Linked DNA regions of Homo sapiens: region 2 is linked to region 1. Evidence: chromatin loops called from intact Hi-C (ENCODE). Cell type or tissue: A673. All regions are shown on one strand. Links, peaks and the distances in the headings refer to the core of each region. The heading gives the core; the rest is flanking DNA.

Region 1 (10,368 bases), core at 1,080-9,079:
GAGACAAATGGCTGAGCTTCCTTCTAAGTCCCACGGGCATGTGTGTGGCTTATTGATGAACCTCCCAATTAAGCTGTGCTGCAAACTCTACCGATCTAGGTGGATGACATTAACAAGTTAGCTCTATCATAGTCATAGGAGTCAGAAGTAGCCCTAAAGAAGTTAGAAATGAACCTGGCGCTTATGTATATAACTAGGTACGTTGGTTTGGTATAGAATACACACAAGACCCCAATTTTTTTTTATTCTATTTGTGGCCCTCTCCACTAATTAACTGGACAATTCTATAGAAACCACATAATGTCTTTCAAAATAACCATAGTAAGAATTAATTCCAGTATAGCACTTAACGATGTGACAGACACTAAGTGTTTTATGTATGTTAACTAATTTAATCCTTGTGACAACTCTACAAGGAGCAGGACTGTTAAGTAACTCATCCAAGGTCACTAATAGTAAGGGGCAGTCCAGGAAGTGGGCCCGACCATCTGATATAGAGATTATCTCTTTATTATCAAGCTTTGCTGCCTCTCACTTACATTGGGCTTATCATATGCCAGGTATGGCTCTACTCCCTTAAAATATAGAACAATCCTCTAAGGTAGGAACCATCATCCCCATTTTACAGATGAGGAAAACAAAGCCTGAAGGGCTATGAAACCCTCTGGCCTCCATTTCTCTGGCTGTTAAGTAAGGAGGCTGGACCAGCAGAAGTAAAAAGCTGGTTCTGTAAGACACTAGGAAAGAGCCCAAGTGTCCTGGCTCAAACACAACTAGAAAGAAAGACTCCCTTTATGTCTTTATAGACCCCCTGACCTCAGAGGATTGATGATAAAACAGTCTTGTATATGAGTACTAAAATTGCCAACTCAACAGAGGTTTTTATTCCCCGCTGTCTATTCTCCTGCCAGGAATTAGATGGGAAATAAAAAAAAGGGAATTAACAGCTTTAAAAAAAATCATTTAGGAAAATCTGTTTCTTGCTGTTGGCAAGTAGCTCTCTGGTCATAGCCGCATCTGAGTATATTCAGACTCCCTTAACATTAAACGGGAGTGTGGGGGTGAGGGATAACACACCCTTTTTATTGCTTTGCTTTTTCCCATTTTTATTTTCTGCTTGACTTTAATAGTTTCAGTCTAACACCAGCCTTTGAAATGGGTTAGTATTGTCACAGTGGAAAGGCCCAGAGCCCAGGGAAGCTGAAGACCTTGCCTGAGGACACCCACCTGGTGAGAACTGAGCTGGGATTTGAACTTGTGATTTTTACCTAAAGTGACAGTATCAGGACTGCCAAGACAAAAATTGATCTTGTGTTAGAAATTCTGTTTTTTAAATAAAAACTTTCCTATCACTGTGTAAGCTTATAACTCTTGACAAGCCAAGGATAGGGACATTGTTAAACTGCCAGCCCCTCAGCCAAGTGAGCTGACATCATTGCATCCCTGACAGACTCATGATAGCAAGTCACAGGCCATCCACGCACCATGCTGATGCCATTTGAGGTCCATAAGTGTTTAACATCCCCAGGACCTACACACCACGTGAGGGAACGGGCATGTGGAATATGGCAGTACCTGCAAGAGCCACAGGAATGGAGTGATTTTATAAGGATGGACACCTGTTTTCTTCGAAATGTTCCTATGCAGCGGGGGAAGAAAGTCCTCCTGGGCAAAAGCAAGTCCTCTCTGTTCTCCACCAACAAATAACTTTACCACACTTTTATAATGCCATTTTGGGCTTATAAAAATGTTCCTAATATAATCTGCTGGGAAATTGATGGCTTATGGCAATGACAAGAAGCCTGCCTCAGAGAATGATCTTAATTCATCATTTTGAACATCTGTAGAACCCCCTAAATTAGCCTGGAGAGGAATGAAAGTGAAGGGAGGAGAGCAAACCTTCCCAGGGAATGGGACTGGTATGATGCAGATTCCTGCTAATTTTCTCTAAGAGTTGTTAAGCAGAAACAGCAGAGAGAGCTGCTCCTATTTCAACCCTTCCCTTCTTCAGATATGCCAGAAGGTCTTAGGGAATTCTACACTCCTCTACAACACAGCTACCAACGGTATTATTCAATACCTCCTCAAATTTGAATATGAATTACTTTAATCAACAAAGTCAACAGTTAATTGAATCCAGCACTGTTGAAGGGAGATTGGAAGGAGATGGGGTTACTTAGATCAGGGTTACAATCCCACAGCCCTCACTGGATATGCAAATCTTTGCAGGTATTACACATTTTGTCTGGGTTTCTTCATTGAACAAACAGGGGTAATAATGCCCATCTTATTGGCTGATGAAACTATTAGCCATGATGCTTGGCAGTGCAATTTACAACATCTGGATAAAATTTTAGTGTATTCAGAATTATGTTGACTGACTAAATTTTAGTGCATCTAGGAGGCATGGCTATTGGTTTCCTATGGATGTCTTAACAAAGTACCACAAACGTAAAACAATAAAAGTTCTAAAGCAACAGGAACTTTTTCTCTCATAGTTCTGGAGGCCGGAAGTCTGAAATCAAAGTATCAGCACGGCCATGTTCCCCCTAAAGGATCTAAGGAAGAATCCTTCTTTGTCTGTTACAAGGAGGCTCCAGGCACTCCTTGGCTTATGGGTGCTTAACGCCAATCTCTGCCTCTGTCTTCACATGGTCTTCTCTCTGTGTCTCTGTGCTCTATCCTCTTCTTAAAACATCACCAGTCATTGGATTTAGGGCCCACCCTACTCCACAGTGATTTCTTCTTGATCCTTAAGTAATTACTTCTGCAAAGGCCCAAATAAGGTCAAATTCTGAGTTGCCAGGTGAACATGAATCTTGGCAGACACCATCAACCCACAAGAGCTGATTAAAGGGGTTAATGAGAAGGTGCAGTTGAAGTGCCACACATATTACCTGCACATTAGGGGTTTTTAATAAATAAAGGGAGTGGCTTTTGTTTTGTTATTATTGCTGCTGCAGGGATCATGATTGTTTTTCCAGGGAATGGAAGGAAAAGGTTGGATTTGGGAGTGGAAAGGCAGGCCTGAGGAGTAGATGAGGAGGGAGCAGCATAAAGACCCAGCGGAGAGAAAGGAGGAGCCTGAGAGAGGGGGGGAAGAAAGGGCTAAGGGGACAGTCCTTGCCTGGGCTTGCCCGGCTCCTGTGCCCTCAGATGCCAAGGCCTGGATAAGCAAGCAGGGTTGGTCAGGAAACCTGGACACCTCACCCTGGCGCAGTCTGGCACAGTCTGGTCCTGTCCCCATAGGGTGGTCCCACTTCCCTAAGAGAAAAGAAATAGGAATATGCAGAAAGAAACTATGTGTAAGTTTCCAATTCTTCCTCTCTGTCTATAGATATTTCAGAGTTTTTCTTGAGGGAGTGGGAGAAGAGTAGATTCTAGAAGGAACACTCTCAGAATGCTAGACCTTCTTGCTGAAAAGCAATAAATCTCAGTGCTGAGCCTGCACAGAAACTCCTAGGCTTTCAGAAGATTCCCGAGCCCTGGAAGTCAATCAAGCATAACAAAAATTGTAAAAGCAGCTGGAAACGCTGGGCCTCTCCTTCCCAAGGCCAGGATGACAGGCATCCTGGATGTGCTAAAATTTAGTCAGTCAACATAATTCTGAATACACCAAAATTCTACCCTGATGTTGTAAATTGCACACTGCCAAGCATCATGGCTAATAGCTTTTGAAAATTTTTTATTTTTTGATTTCAGTAGGTTTGGGGGGAACAGGGAGTATTTGGTTCCATGAATAAATTCTTTAGTGGTGATTTCTGAGCTTTTGGTGCACCCATCACCCCAGCAGTGTACACTGTATCCAGTGTGTAGTCTTTTATTCTTCACCATCCCTCATCCTTTCCCCAGAGTCCCCGAAGTCCAAGGTATCATTCTTATGCCTTTGAGTCCTCATAGCTTAGCTCCCACATATGAGTGAGAACATAACGATGTTTGGTTTTCCATTCCTGAGTTACTTCACTTAGAATATTAGTCTCCAGTTCCATCCAGGTTGCTGCAAATGCCATTATTTCATTCCTTTTTATGGCTGAGTAGTATTCCATCATATATATATGTGTTGATATTTACTCGTTGATATATATGTGTGTGTGTATATATATATATATGTACATATATATATATCAACGAGTACATAAAGACACTCTGGTATATACCAGAGTGTCTTTATGTACTCGTTGATTGATGGGCACTTGGGCTGGTTCCATATTTTGCAATTGCAAATTGTACTGCTGTAAACGTGTGTGCAAGTATCTTTTTATATAATGACTTATTTTCCTCTGGGTAGATACCTAGTAGTGGGATTGCTGAATTAAACGGTAGATCCACTTTTAGTTCTTCACAGAATCTCCACACTGTTTTCCATGGTGGTTGTACTAGTTTACAATCCCACCAACAGTGTAAAACTGTTCCCTTTTCACCACATCCATGCTAACATCTATTATTTTTTAATTATGGCCATTCTTGCAGAAGTAAAGTGGTATCACATTGTAGTTTCAATTTACATTTCCCTGATAATTAGTGATGTTGAGCATTTTTCCATATGCTTGCCAGCCATTTGTGTATCTTCTTTTGAGAATTGTCTATTTATGTCTTTATCCCACTTTTTGATGGGATTGTTTGGCTTTTTACTTGCTGATTTGTTTGAATTATTTGTAGATTCTGGATACTAGTCCTTTGTCAGATATATAGATTGTGAGTATTTTCTCCCACTCTGTGGGTTGTCTGTGAACTCTGCTGATTATTTATTTTGCTGTGCGGAAGGCTTTTTGCTTAATTAAGTTCCACTTATCTTTGTTTTTGTTACATTTGCTTTTGGGCTCTTGGTTGTGAAGTCTTTGTCTAAGCCAAAGTCTACGAGGGGTTAATAGTTTTAATATAAGTGTGGGACATGTTTATGTCACTGGAAAAGATGGAAGGGCAAGAATTGAGTCATGACTAAAATTATTGAGCACAAAGATTCCCTTTAAGACTGACTTCTTTTCTCCAGTCCTATTGGCCTCTCAGCCAGGTGTTAATTTTTTTTTTTTTTTTGGTACCATGAGCCCTTTTGCCAGTCTGGGGAAATCCATGGGCTCCTTCTCAAAATAATGTCTTAAACTTAATAAAACTAAATACATAAGATTACAAGGCAAACCAATGATATCAAAAGACAGTTATTAAAATATCAACAACAAAAACAAATTTGTGATATAATTCTGTATGTGCTTTTTTATTAATACATTAAATGACAAGATCCAGCAGTAGTCCTATAGCTACTGTAATTTTGAAGTCATGAGATGTAAATGGTATTTCAAGATATCTGCAACAACCGTAGTGGAATCTGTAAATATCTGTAATTTGTTGCCTATATTCATAATTGAAGAAAATGCTAAATTTCAGTTGGAGCTTAGTGAAAATAAACATATAGCGTTTTTCCCATCCAAGTTCACAGAATTTTATCCATGGAGATTTGTGCGCACCAAATTTAGAACCCCTGCTCTAAGCAAACTTTTCAAAGGCATCCAATTTTTGATGGGGCTCTACCAGCTAGCCTGAGCACCAACAGATTTATGTTTGCAAAGGACGCCCCCTGCAGGCCAAAAGGCTTGGGCTATTCACCCGAAAATTCATTTAATTTGCCGTGTTAGAAAACAATAGGTCAGGCAATTAATTCACTGACTCACATCAAGAAATGGAGAAAGGAAGACTACTTGTCAGCGAGGCCCAGGGGCATCTAATCAGCATAGATTTAAAAGCCCCTTTTGGCTTAACGGGAAAGTGCTGATGACTTGTGCTGTTGGTTATTAGCACAGGAGAACAAGATTGCTAACCCGGCAGGCTATTGCTAAGGGGGCTGCTTCCCCTGCTTCTGGTCAACAGCAGGGCGGCTCCGCAGATTGCTGAAAGGTTAGATTTCCCAATGCGCTGTCTGACCAAGGTCTTTAGGATCTGCTTTCAGTGCTTGGAGCTTGGAGCCAAGAGGAAAGGAAGGAGAGAGGAAATGAATTCAGAACTTACTATGTGCCAGAAACCTGCTATTTTCGCTTAGGCTATTGCACTGAGTTCCTAAAGCAACTCTACATGGAATTTATTATTATTGTTACTACTATTTACAGAGGTAACTGAGGCTCAGAGAGGAAAGTCGTCACTTGCCCATGGTCACTCTGAGCAAACAACTGTGTGGGTTTGAGTGGGTAGGGAGCCCATTTGCTGTCCAGTCTCTGCCACCAGGGACACGGCAGTGAGAATCCCACAGCACTGCCCACTCCTGTTAGCATAGAGTTCTGGAGCCTGGTTTGAATTCCGGACTTCCCCACTTACTAACGGTGTGAACTTAAGCAAGTAATCATGTGCCTCAGTTTCCCAATCTGTAAAATGAGGATAATAGTAAAGACTAAATGTTTACTATTATTTTACTAAAGTTACTATTACTTTATTAAATAGTAAATACTAAATGTTAAGCCTGTAGAACAGTGCTCAATACCTGTAGGCATTCAACAAATGATAGCTATTACTACTCTAAGACAATGTTGTCTCCTGACAACCATAGCAGCTACACAGCAGCTAACAGCCTAAACCAGTACCTCTCAACCACATGCAATTTTGTCTCCTAGGGAACTTTGACAGTATCTGGAGACATTTTGGTTGTCACCACCAAAAATGCATCTAATGAATAGAGGCCAGAGATATTGTAAAACATCCTAGAATGCACAGCATAGCCTCCCCACAGTGAAGGTTTGTGTGGTCCCAAATGTCAGTAATCCAAGACAGAGAAAGCCTGCCCAAAACTGAACACCAGTGAAGTAGAGACTATTTTGCCAGACATAAGGAGGTGCTAAATTGAAACTCTAATTGAGGAGAAGGTGCAGACAATAAAAAATAAAAAATGAACTATTAGATGATAATAAATGCTGTAGTAAAATAAAACAGGGTGGCAGGAGAGAGTAATGGATGTGGTTGCTTTGGATGGAATGGTCAGGAAAGCCTTCTTAGAGGAGGTGGCATTTAAACTATAACCTGACTGTCAGAAAGTGATCAGCCATTGAAGATCTGAGCAAAGAGCACAGCTGGCAGAGGGAGCAGTTCCTGCAAAAGTGTCAGGGGAAGGGCAACTTTGATATGACTGAGGAACAGAAAGAATAGGAAATTAGAGTAGTGGGAGGGAGGGAGAGAGTCAAATAAAATTCCAATAAGGCCCCAAAGAATGGCTTCCTTTGGACGAGGCTACTTCTTGGTGTATTCCCTCAGGAAAAAAAAATGTCTCAAAGTAATTGACTATAACTAAAATATGTGATTTTTTAAATGTGGTATAATTTTACATTGGTTTTAAAGTTGTTTACTTTTTGTTTCTGTTTTGCTTTAAGGAGTAATAACAAGAAGTCTCTTTCCCAGCACTGAGTTAGTTAATATGGTCAATTATTGATTTGCTTACTTCTGGTTTGAGATAAAACCACATTATGTCTTTCTTTTCTCTGCAGTATAGGGGATTATTCAGATGTGGTATCATAAGAAAGGAGACAGAGCAGTTTCATTTTGCACTGTTGAAGCATTTCAGCTGCCCTGAGTCAGATGTAAGACTGCAATGCACATTTTGAAAACCAGTAATGCCAGGATGGGGGTGGTGGGAAGGGCAGGCAGGGTGTTCTCTTAAACCCATGAACTTTGTCCATAGCCACTCTGCACTTAAAAAGTCAGAAGCTAGGGGATGAGTCATAAAAGGAAATCACCATCTAATTCTTGCACTGGTCTTGGTGAATTTCTTTACATGAAGGTAAAAAGTACCACAGGATTCTTTGCCTACATCTCATCTAAGGTATTACTAGTGAGAGAGTAGAATAATAGTCACAGGATAACCATGACTACATCTCACATAAAAGTGAGCCAGAGTTGCAATTTACTAAGCAAGTAAATTTTGATAGAATGTCCAATAAACTGATAGGTTTATAATAGGGAAGGAAGCGGGGAGGAGGTTACTTTTGAAGATGGGATAAACTGTATCCAGGGTCCTCTAGACAGGAACCTGTATGTGGTATAAACAACACGATGTGAGGGTCAGAGATCTGGACCTATCATTTGGAGCAACCCTTCAATGGCTCTAAAATCAAAAAGTTTTCTCTGGGTGCTCTACTTCATTTAAGTTTTTTAAATTACCCGGGAACAGACACATAGAGCAGTGAAACAGAATAGAGAACCCAGAGGTACGTCCACACATCTACAGTGAACTCATTTTTTGACAAAGGTGCCACGAACATACATTGAAGAAATGATAATTTCTTCAATAAATGGTGCTGGGAAAGGAGATACCCATATGCAAAAGAGTGAAACCAGACCCCTATCTCTTGCCACATACAAAAATCAAATCAAAATCAACTAAAGACTTAAACCCAAGACCTCAAACTATGAAACTACTACAATAAAACATTGGGGAAGCTCTCCAGGATATTGGTCTGGGCAATGATTTCTTATGTAATACCCCACAAGCACAGACAACCAAAGCAAACATGGACAAATGGGATCATTTCAAGTTAAATAACTTTTGCACAGCAAAGGATACAATCAACAAAGCAAAGAACAACCCACAGAATGGGAGAAAATGTCTGCAAACTACCTATCTAACAAGGAATTAATAACCAGAATATATTATATAAGGAGCCCAAACAACTCTGTAGGAAAAAAAAAAAACTAATAATCTGATTAAAAATGGGCAAAAGACCTGAATAGACATTTCTCAAAAGAAGACACACAAATGGCCAACAGGCATATGAAAAGGTGCTCAACATCATTAATCATCAGAGAAATGCAAATCAAAACTACAATTAGATACCATCTCACCCCAGTTAAAATGGCGTTTATCCAAAAGTCAGGCAATAACAAATGCTAGCAAGGATGTGGAGAAAAGAGAAGCCTTATACACTGTTGGTGGGACTGTATATTAGTACAACCACTATGGAGAACAGTTTGGAAGTTTTTCAAAAAACTAAAAATCCTACCATAGGATCCAGCAATCCCACCCATAGGTATATACCCAAAAGAAAGGAAATCAGTATATCAAAGAGATATCTACCCTTCCATATTTATTGCAGCAGTATTCACAATAGCCAAGATTTGGAAGCAACCTGTATCCACCAGCAGATGAACAGATAAAGAAAATATGGTACATATATACAATGGAGTACTATTCAGCCATAAAAAAGAATGAGATCCTGTCATTGGTAACAAGATGGATGGAACTAGAGGTCATTATGTTAAGTGAAATAAGCCAGGCACAGAGAAGTAAGTTTTGCATGTTCTCACTTATTTGTGGGAGCTAAAAATTAAAATAATTGAACTCATGGAGATAGAGAGTAGAAGGATGGTTACCAGAGTCTATGAAGGCAGAGATAGGAAAGTGGGGATGTGATAGGAAAGTGGGGATGGTTGGTGGGCACAAAAAAAATAGTTAGAAAGAATGAATAAGATCTAGTATTTGCTAGCACAACAAAATGACTAAAGTAAAAAATAATTTAATTGTACATTTTGAAAACACTAAAGGAGTATAATTGGATTATTTGTAACACAAAGGATAAATGCTTGAGATGATTGATACCTCATTTACCCTGATGTGATTATTATGCATTGCATGCCTGTGTCAAAATGTCTCATGTAATCCATATATTCACCTGCTATGTACCCACAAAAATTAAAAATAAATTAAAAACTTTATGTAAGAATTAGCTTAGCAAGGCCAGGCATGTTGGCTCACACCTGTAATCCCAGCATTTTGGGAGGCCAAGGTGGGTGAATTGCTTCAGTCCAGGAGTTACAGATTAGCCTGGGCAAAATGGTGAAATCCCATCTCTACAAAACAAAACAAAACAAAATGCAAACAATTAGCCAGGTGTGGTGGTGTGTGCCTGTAGTCCCAGCTACTCAGGAGGCTGAGGTGGGAGGATCACCTGAGCCTGGGAGATCACCTGAGCCTTGGTGAGCTGTGATTGCACCACTGTACTCCAGCCTCGGTGACAGAGTGAGACCCTATCTCAAAGAAAGAAAAAATAGCTAGGCAATATTTAGGGCTATTTCCAGACCGCAGTTAGAAGCCACCATGGTCTGTCAGTGAAGCTGGGGAAAGCAAGTCTGTCAGCTATTTGGCAGGGTCTGTGTGGCTTCATGACTCAAGTAACCCAATTAGGGCAAATTGCTAGAAGCCTATAGCCAATATTCATTCTCCCCCTCCTCCTCAGTTTTAGGACCTCTAGTTTTATTTGAGGCAACAAAATGTACCCAGCTAAACAACTATATTTCTCAGCCTCACCTTCCCAATTACATGTGACCATATGACTAATTCCTGGCTGATGAAATTAAGTGGAAATGTTTTTTGTGCCTTCTGGGAAAGCATCTTAAAAG
Region 2 (10,368 bases), core at 1,017-9,016, 1.2 Mb before region 1:
TTGAGGCAGGATAATCGCTTGAAGGCAGGAGGTGGAGGTTGCGGTGAGCGGATATCACGCCATCACACTCCAGCCTGGGCTACAGAGCAAGACTCCTTCTCAAAAAAAAAAAGAAAAGAAAAAGACAAGTCCTGGCCAGGCACAGTGGCTCACACCTGTAATCCCAGCACTTTGGGAGGCTGAGGTGGGCAGATTGCTTGAGGTCAGGAGTTCAAGACCAGCCTGGCCATCATGGTGAAACCACATCTCAACTAAAAACATAAAATTCGCCAGGCTTGGTGGCACATGCCTGTAATCCCAGCTACTAGGAGGCTGAGGCTGGAGAATCGCTTGAACCCGGGAGGCAGAGGTTGCAGTGAGCCAAAATCGTGCCATTGCACTCCAGCCTGGGCGACAGAGAAAGACTCTCTCAAAAAAAAAAAAAAAAAAAACCTTCTTGGGAAAGGGGGGCCGGAGCACAGCAGGCTGGGTTACTCACTACCCCAGTTCCAGGGAAGGTGGGGCCCTGACCCTAGAATGCTGCAGCAGAGTGAGGAGGGGGCCCCAACTGACCATAAAGAGTGTAGGGACCACCTTCTTTGCCTGTTCTGTTGGGACCAGGCTAGTCATTATTTGTCCCAGCCTGGGGCTCCCCCTGTGGTTTCCAATTTGCAGTTACTTTAACTTAAAATATAAATATTATTTTCTGGAAAATAACTTAAAAAGGAAGAAAGACAAGCCGTAAGTCTTGGTCTTCTATTTAGTTGTTTTATTATAAATATTAAATTTATTGGGCCATTTAGGGAGGCAACTTATTGAAACTATCACTTTCTCTCACTCTGTTCATAAAGTATATTAACTCTTTCAACTTTGATTCAATAATATTAAATATTTAGCAGGCAATTCAAAGCCCTGAATTGGGCACAATTGGAAAGCAAAGTGACCTGCTTTCCATAGTAACTATGGCGACCGGTACTACCATTTCTAAACTTCTCTGATGAACTCATAACAACTCCCAGCCTTAGCTGGCATTATTATCCACATTCAATAGATGAGGAAACCCAGATTCAGAGAGGCAAGGAATCTTGCCACCATCCCAAAGCTATGAGCAAGAATTCAGGGCTCAAACGTGGGTCTCTCTGACTCCGAACCCCTTGCTCTTGATCCCCGGGCTACCATTGCCCGAATCTCAGTATGACATCGTGTAGCATCTGTAACTGCGGGCAGGGGGTGGTGATGCCACAGTGAGGCTTCACTTTGGTGCCACAGGGGCTTTAAGAAGGGACAATCAGTCAGACATTCCTTGGAGGAGGAAGTATTTGATCTAGGTCTGGAAGGTAAAGGTAGAATAAAGACCCAGGAAGTAAAACTGTAACTTTTATCCTACTGCTCCAGGGAAACATTTGAATCAGGTTACAGAGGGGAGATGGCGTGCAGTGCAGATATTTGTACTCAGCATTTTCTACTTCCTCCTACACACAGTTACTGAGGGCATGTTGATGGTGGTAGAATAAACACGTCTTACAATCTCTTTCCTGATTGGTTGCAGTCTACTGAGTGCACGTGAAGGGCCAATCAAAACCTTCATGGCCTTTTGTAGAGGTGGATGTCAACTACTGCTTTAGTTCCACATTAGTAGGGGGTAGTGGTAGCAGTGGTTGGCTTTCCTTGACATACAATCTGTGGTCCAAGTTCCCCACCCTCTGTCTGGGTAGACTAAAGGGTAATGACTCCTGGCTGGGCACGGTGGCTCACACCTGTCATCTCAGCACTTTGTGAGGCCGAGGTGGGTGAATCACCTGAGGTCGGGAGTTTGAGACCAGCCTGACCAACATGGAGAAACCCCATCTCTACTAAAAATACAAAATTAGCCGGGCATGGTGGCACATGCCTGTAATCCCAGATACTCAGGAGGCTGAGGCAGGAGAATCACTTGAACCCGAGAGGCAGAGGTTGCAGTGAGCCGAGATCATGCCATTGCACTGCAGCCTGCATAACAAGAGCGAAACTCCATCCAAAAAAAAAGAGTAATGACTCCTAAAGGATTGGCATAAGCCATGGGGGAGGAGGAAGGGATATACTGGCTAGAGAAGAGCTCAGAGCACTGAAACCTCCACCCCAACCTATGAGGGTCCTCAGAAGGTCTTGAAGTAGCAAGTCTTCTAGATTTGACACCCCCAACCTCCAAGACCTCCTTACCCCCACTTTGCTCCATACCTTTGTTACGGGATCTTTGGGGTATCAATTTTCTGGCTGGAAACCTCTCTGACTGCAGCACCTTTGCCCGAGTTCTGGCCTGCGTCCAGGAAGAATGAGGTACACAGACAAGTGAAGGGTGAACAAGATGAAGAAGAGCTTTATTTAGTGCTAGAACAGCTCAGAGGAGGCCCACAGTGGGTAGCTCCTCTCTGTAGGCAGGTCATCTGTCCAGTGCTCAGTTCTCAGTGGAGAGGAGGCCCTGGAAAGGGTGGCTTCTCTCTGCTGGCAGGTTGTCTCTGCAGCTCTCAGTGGAGAAGGTAGCTCTTCTCTGCAGCCAGCCATCCCATTGTCTCCAGCTATCAGCAGAGAGTACTCCTCTCTGCAGCTGGTCATCCCACCACCTCTCTGCCCTCTTTGTCCTCTGGCCATCCTCTGCCCTGCTCTGGCTGAGCCCAGGGCTTTTATGGACCTCAGAGAGGAGGAAGTGGCTGCCAATTTGTCCACGGGCACCCAGAAGAGGCACCATGAGTCCCTACTACAATCCACAGGACTGGCAGCCCCACCCCCAGCCTTCAGCCCTCCCTGGCCTGAAGGAGGACCTTACTGGGGACCTGCCCCCTTCTGCCTCCCATTGCCATTCAAGGCCCCAGGACTTGGCCCCAACCCCACTTCAAGATTGGAGAAGGTGCCAGGAGTGAAGAGAGGCCAGGCAGCGGGAGCAGACACCCCCAAGCCTGCGGGATGGGGTGGGAGGGGGTCCTTCCTGGGGCCCCCAGGGTGCAGGCTGCAGAGATGCCCAGGTCCTGCACCTAGGAGGGTGGCTGCAGCCACACCCTGGTGTTGGGAACAGTCCCCCAAATCTGGCCATAAACTGACCCGAAAACTGGCCATAAACAAAATCTCTGCAGCACTGTGACATGTTCTTGATGGCCATGATGGCCACGCTGAAGGCTGTTGTTTTACCGGAATGAGGGCAAGGAACACCTGGCCCACCCAGGGCGGAAAACTGCAAAAAGGCATTCCTAAACCACAAACAATAGCATGAGTGATATGTGCCTTAAGGATATGTTCCTGCTGCAGATAACTAGCCAGAACCCATCCCTTTGTTTCGGCCCATCCCTTTGTTTCCCATAAGGGATACTTTTAATTAATCTATAATCTATAGAAACAATGCTTATCACTGGCTTGATGTCAATAAATATGTGGGTAACTCTCTGTTCGGAGCTGTCAGCTCTAAAGGCTGTCAGCCCCCTGATTTCCCACTCCACACTCTATATTTCTGTATGTGTGTCTAATTCCTCTAGCACCACTGGGTTAGGGTGTCCGTGACCAAGCTGGTCTCTGCACCCAGGAAGGCAGATCCTGCCTGCTCCCAGCCCTCCTCCAAGAGCACAGGGGGGCTCAGATCCACAGCCGCAGTCTGGGTGGCTGGGTTTGGGCAGCTGCAGCAGCACCCGAGGAGCTCCCGCTCCAACTCAGAAGGTGGGGGGCACCCACCAGCTCCGTGGAGTGTGCACCCAGAGCCATGCCTCCCTGCTGCAGCCAGCATGATGGCAGCAGCCACTGCCATCGCCTTTATCCACACATTCCAGACCTTCCCAGACCTGTCATATGTGGTATATGGCATGAAACTAAGGTCTGAAGGAGTAGACTTTTTCTGTTAAAGACCCCATCAGAGATTTCCAGATAGTCAACAGGAAAGAGACGATAGCTAGACAAGTAAAATGCAACCAGGCCCGGGCAGTGTGGTGCTGTCTCCTATAGTACCAGCTATTGAGGAGGCTGAGGTAGGAAGATCACTTGAGCCTAGGAGTTGGAGACCAGCCTGGGCAACATAGAAAGATCCCATCTCCAAAGAAAAAAAGTGACCCATTTTGTGTTTGCTATGCCACATAATAGAAGAACAGAGCAGCTAGGAAATTCTGGGGTGGCAAAACCTCAAAGTTCCGCAAGATGGCAGTAGTTCCTAAAAGTTAAATTAGCAATAGTTTGTCTAGGGAACTAGGTGGACGTGGTTAAATTGAGTAATGTAGGCTGGGTGTGGTGGCTCATGCCTGTAATCCCAGCACTTTGGGAGGCTGATGCAGGCGGATCACCTGAGGTTAGGAGTTTGAGACCAGCCTGGCCAAATGATGAAACCCTGTCTCTACTGAAAATACAAAAAAATTAGCCGGGCATGGTGGTGGGCGCCTGTAATCCAGGAGGCTGAGGTAGGAGAATCTCTTGAACCTGGGAGGCGGAGGTTGCAGTGGGCCGAGATCATGCCATTGCACTCCAGCCTGGGCAACAAGAGTGAAACTCTGTCTCAAAAAAAAAAAAAAAAAGAAAAAGAAAAATTGAGTAATGTGTACAATATATATTTATATATATTTATAAATATATTTAAATTTAAAATATATTATATAAATATATTATAAAAATAATTTTATATAACAGATTGTATAGTATATAAATTTAAAATACATATTTTATATATCAATAAATTTAAAATGTTGTATATAAGAAACCACTATATATGTTTATATGGATTTTCTTGAGACAGGGTCTTGCTCTGTCACACAGGCTGGAGTGCAGTGGCAAGATCATAGTTCACTGCAGCCTCAACCTCCAGGGCTCAAGTGATCCTCCCACCTCAACCTCCAGAGTAGCCGGAACTAAAGGCATGTCCCACCATGCCCAGCAAATTTTTAAAAATGTTTTTGTAGAAACTGGCTCTCACTTCATTGCCCAGCCTGATCTCGAGCTCCTGGGCTCAAGCAATCCTCCCACGTCAACCTCCCAAAGTGCTGGGATTACAGGCATGAGCCACGGCACTTGGTCTGAGTAAAACAGTTTTAATGCTGCTCAAAAAAGGTAAGATAAACGCAGAAAGGCCTTTCACTTCAAGGTTAGTTTGTTGTTTCTAGGGCAAAAAACAGTGAGAAACTGCTAGTATTTGACATAATTTTTCAGAAGGAAGCATATGACTTAGCCACATCTATAAAAATTCACAATGAGGCAAGTGACAAGAAATGTCACCATATCAAAGTATACAAAGAAGGGGTTTGTTACAATGGGTACATTCAGGTCTGAGCAAGGCAGGAGAGGGCTCCCCCGACACACACCAAGAGTGTTGGGCAACCATCAGGTGATGGTCAGGCGGTTGTTAAATGTTTCTGTAAAGTAATAATTGGTCACAGGTGGTGCCAGGGACAGGCAGCTCCCCCGCCCGCCCCCCCCCCCCGCAATAGAAAACACCTGAGACTGATCATCAGCTTCTCAAAAAGATCTCAGGAGTGGGGAAAAGTAACACAAGATCCCGGAAGTATGCCAGCATATAAAACCCCAAGTCAAGAGGGCAAGCCCTGCACCTGGTTTCTCAGGTCACCTGCTTGGCCCTCTTCCAAGTTATACTTTCCTTCTTTTCTTTCCTTTCCTTACTGTTCTAAAGCTTAATAAACTTTCTTGGCTCACTGCAACCTCCGCCTCCCAGGTTCAACTGATTCGCCTGCCTCAGCCTCCCGAGTAGCTGGGATTAGAGGCATGGACCACCATGCCCAGCTGATTTTTCTATTTTTAGTAGAGACGAGGTTTCATCATCATGATGGCCAGGCTGGTCTCGAACTACTGACCTCAAGTAATCCACCTGCCTCAGCCTCCCAAAATGCTGGGATTACAGGCATGAGCCACTGTGCCCAGCCTAAAGCGTAATAAACTTTCACTGTTGCTCTGAAACTTGCCTCGGTCCCTCCTTCTGCCTTATGCCCCTCAGTCAAATTCTTTCTTCTGAGGAGGAAAGAATTGAGGTTGCTGCAGATTTACCACCAGTAACTTGGATACCGTCCACCAGTAACAACTTCCGTTAAGATGGCAATACACCTCAAATTTATTTTTATTTTGAGACAGGGTCTCACTCTGTTCCCCAGGCTGGAGTACAGTGGCACAATCTCAGCTCACTGAAACCTCCACCTCCCGGGCTCAAGTGATCCTCCCACCTCAGCCTTCCGAGTAGCTGGTACTACAGGCGCATGCTACCATACCCAGCTAATTTTTGTATTTTTAGTAGAGACAGGGTTTTGCCGTGTTGCCCAAGGTGGCCTCAAATTCCTTGGCTCAAGCGATCCACCATCCTCAGCCTCCCAAAGTCCTGGGATTACAGGCATGAGCCACTGCGCCCAGCCAAACTTATCTTTGTATGTTTGTTATAGGCAAAAGTACCCCAAGGTTAAGGCTCAGCCCAAGAGGTCAAGTGGGTTCAGGAAAGAATTCAAGAGCATGCTGACAGAATAAAGTGAAAGCAAGTTCATTAAGAAAGTAAAGGAATAAAAGAATGGCTACCCCATAGGAAGAGTAGCCCTGATGGGCTGCTGACTGGCTATATTTATGGTTGCTTCTTGACTATACGCTAAACAAGAGGTGGCTTATTCATGAGTTTTCCAGGAAAGAAGTGGGGAGGTCTGGACCTTTTAGACCATACAGGGTAACTTCTGAAAGTTGCTATGGCAGTTGTAAACTATCATGGTGCTGTAGAAGTTTCTTTTAGCGTGCTAATGTATTATAATTACCATAGAATGGGCAGCAAAGGTAACCAGAGGTCTCTTCTGTCACCATCATGGTTTTGGCTGGTTTGGGTTGGCCTTTCTACCACATCCTGTCTTATCAGCAGGGTCTTACAGGGTCTTGTGGTCTTGGGAAACCAGTCCTGCCAAACTCCTCTCATTCAGTGTAATCACTATCAAAATTCCAGAGGCCCTTTTTACATAAATTTGCAAGTGAATCCTAACAGTTATATGAAAATTTAGGGAAAGGTAAACCCAATACAGCCCTAACAATTTTGAAAAAGAACAGGCCAGTTGCAGTGGCTCACCCCTCAGCACTTTGGGAGGTGGAGGTGGGAGGATTGTTTGAGGCCAGGAGTTTGAGACCAGCCTGGGCAACATAGCAAGGCCTCATCTCTACAAAAGAAAAAAGAAGAACAACAACAACAACAAAGTTAGAGGACTACATTTCTGGATTCCAAAACTTACTACGAAGTTACAATAATCAAGACAGTGTGGTACTACCATAAGATAGAGCAACAGAATTGAGTCCAGAAATAAACCCTTATAGTTAGTTGATTTGTGATAAGTATAAAATAATTCTATAGGGAAAAAATAGTATTTTCAATAAGTAATGCTAAGACAAGTGAACATTTATGTGCAAAAGAATGAGGCTGGATGCTTATCTCGCACTGCATACACAAAAATAACTCAAAATGGGTCAAAGAGCTAAAATCATAAAACTTTAGAAGAAAACATAGGGGTAACACCTCATAGGCAATTGATTTAGACAATGGTTTTTTAGGTATGACACCAAAAGCATAAGCAATAACATAAAAAACAGAAATCAAGTGAACTTCATCAAAATTTAAAACTTGTACTGTATAGTATCCAGAAAGTGAGAAGACAATCCATGGAATGGGAGAATATATTCACAAAGATTGTACCTGATAAGAAACTAGTATCCAGAATATTAAAAAGAATGCTTACAACTCAACAATAAAAAGACAACCCACCGGGTGTGGTGGCTCACGCCTGTAATCCTAGCATTTTGGGAGGCCGAGGCAGGCAGATCACCTGAGTTCAGGAGTTCAAGACCAGCCTGGCCAACATGGCGAAACCCTGTCTCTACTAAAAATACAAAAATTAGCCAGGCGTGATGGTGGGTGCCTGTAATCCCAGTTACTAGGGAGGCCGAGGCAGGAGAGTCGCTTGAACTCAGGAGGTGGAGGTTGCAGTGAGCCGAGATTGCACCACTGCACTCCAACCTGGGCGACAGAGTGAGATTCCATCTCAGAAAAATAAAATAAAATAACGCAGTTTTAAAATGAGAAAGGACTTGAGGCCAGGCACAGTAGCTAATGTCTGTAATGCCAGCACTTTGGGAAGCCAAGGCAGTCAGATCACCTGAGGCCAGGAGTTCGAGACCAGCCTGGCCAACATGGTGAAACCCTGTCTTTACTAAAAATACAAAAATTGGCTGGGCGCGGTGGCTCACGCCTGTAATCCCAGCACTTTGGGAGGCCAAGGCAGGCGGATCACGAGGTCAGGAGATAGAGACCATCCTGGCTAACACGGTGAAACCCTGTCTCTACTAAAAATACAAAAAATTAGCCGGGCGTGGTGGAGGGCGGCTGTAGTCCCAGATACTTGGGAGGCTGAGGCAGGAGAATGGCATGAACCCAGGAGGCGGAGCTTGCAGTGAGCTGAGATTGCACCACTGCACTCCAGCCTGGGCCACAGAGCGAGACTCCGTCTCAAAAAACAATACAAAAATTAGTTGGGCATGGTGGCGAGCTCCTGTAAACCCAGCTACTCCCAACTACTAGGGAGGCTGAGGCAGGAGAATGGCTTGAACCCAGAAGGCAGAGGTTACAGTGAATCAAGATAACGCCACTGCACTCCACCCTGGGCGACAGAGTGAGACTCCGTCTCAAAAACAAAAAAATAAAAAAAACCTCATACACTGCTGGTGGGAATATAAAATGATGCTACTACTTTGAAAAGCAGTTTGGCAGTTCCTCAAAAGGCTAAACATAGAGTTACTATATGATGAGCACTCTCACTTCTAAGGTATATGCCCAGAAGAACTGAAAACATATATCCATATAAAAATTCATATACGAATATTCATAGCAGCATCATCCATAATAGCAAAAAAGTGGAAACAGTCTAAATTTCGATCAACTGATGAATAAACTAAATGCGGTATATCCACACAATAGGGTATTATTCAGCCATAAAATGTAATGAAGCACTGGTACACTCTATAGCATAGATGAACCTTGAAACATGCTAAGTGAAGGAAGTCAGACACGAAAGGCCACATGTTTATTTTTATAAAATATCTAGAACAGGCAAATCATAGAGACAGAAAATGGATTATTGTTTCTAGAGGCTGGGGGAAGAGGAGGATTAGAGTGGCAGCTCACTGGTATGGAGTTTCTAGGTAGATGGAAATGTTCTGGAATTAGATAGTGGTGATGATTGCACAACTCTGTAAATATACTAAAATCCACTGCATCATTTACTTTAAAGGGGCAAATTTTATGGCTTGTGAATTACATTTCAATAAAAAGAAGATGAGGAAACCTAGGATATGTCACAATCCCATGCCACAAACTACTTACACTTCCAATATAAAAACTATATCAACAATAGTTTACATCACGTTCATTGCTTGCTAAAGTAAGGTCATGAATGTATCAAAATATTTTATAAAAGTTAAAATTTAGGAGATCCATCATTTCTCTTTTCAATCCATCACTGATTCATTCAATATATATTTATGTGTATGCCAGGCTCTTCATCAGGTAAAGTGTTTAGGAGAGATATAAAGATAAAACTGATGAGAATTCTGCACTTGAGCTACAGCATACTTTCCAAGAATTACAGCATGAGATATAAAATGAAAAGAAGGCTTGGAGGAGATTCACACGAAATAGTACTGTTCAGGAGAGGGGGCGATAATTCCAATGGAAGAGATAACTGACTTCATGGAGGATAGAAGGAGATGGTATTTGAACTGCCCTTGAAGTATGGTTATATTTTGGGGATGTGGAGATGTGGGGTAGGGTGATATGCTGGGGTTCCAGATGGTCCAGAAATATACAATCACCAGAACCAAAGATCCAGAGGTAGGAGATATGAGCTGTTCAATTTGGCTGAGCTAACAGTGTTTGGAGTGGGATCTTGAAGAAGCTGAAAATGAAGATACCAACTAGACAGTCAGAGAAAGACTTCCAATGTTTGACTGAACTGCAATTTTATTGTGTATGCATTGAAGAATCTTTTTTTTTTTTTTTGTATTCTCTAAAGATTTTTAAAATATTTTAAGTTCTGGATACAAGTGCAGGATGTGCGGGTTTGTTACATAGGTAAACGTGTCCCATGGTGGTTTGCTGCACCTATCAACCTATCACCTAGGTATTAAGCCCCACATGCATTAGCTAGTTATCCTGATGCTCTCCCCGCTACGGCCCCTGCATCAGGCCCCAGTGTGTGTTGATCTCATCCCTGTGTCCGTGTGTTCTCATTGTTCAGCTTCCGCTTACAAGTGAGAACATGTGGTGTTTGGTTTCCTGCTCCTCTGTTAGTTTGCTGAGGATAATGGCTTCCAGCTTCATCCATGTCCCTGCAAAGGACATGATCTCATTCCTTTTTTAAAAAAAAA

The links. Hi-C counts contacts between places; a loop is a spot of excess contacts. Peaks named below come from ENCODE experiments on the same cell type or tissue, not always from the same donor. Only the 100,000 strongest peaks of a DNase experiment are listed, where the experiment ranks them.
Region 2: a loop joins it to region 1, with 5 times the contacts of the local background. A loop is called at or near these places in 3 of 110 quality-filtered maps.

Annotation. Positions count from the first base shown.
Region 1 is chr2:199,975,435-199,985,802 of GRCh38, reverse strand. All of the region lies in intron 2 of LOC124906112 (a long non-coding RNA gene), which reads left to right. Among named protein-coding and RNA genes, the nearest start is that of MAIP1, 25 kb to the right of the region's middle. RefSeq lists a silencer at 5,586-5,645 and an enhancer at 5,411-5,941. In A673, for the core only: a CTCF peak has its summit at 5,595 (motif pointing left); a DNase peak (open chromatin) is centred at 5,572.
Region 2 is chr2:201,171,312-201,181,679 of GRCh38, reverse strand. CFLAR (CASP8 and FADD like apoptosis regulator) reads right to left here. Exons shown (of 10, transcript NM_003879.7): 10 at 4,993-10,368. Among named protein-coding and RNA genes, the nearest start is that of CASP10, 6.6 kb to the left of the region's middle. In A673, for the core only: a CTCF peak has its summit at 4,099 (motif pointing right); a DNase peak (open chromatin) is centred at 4,139.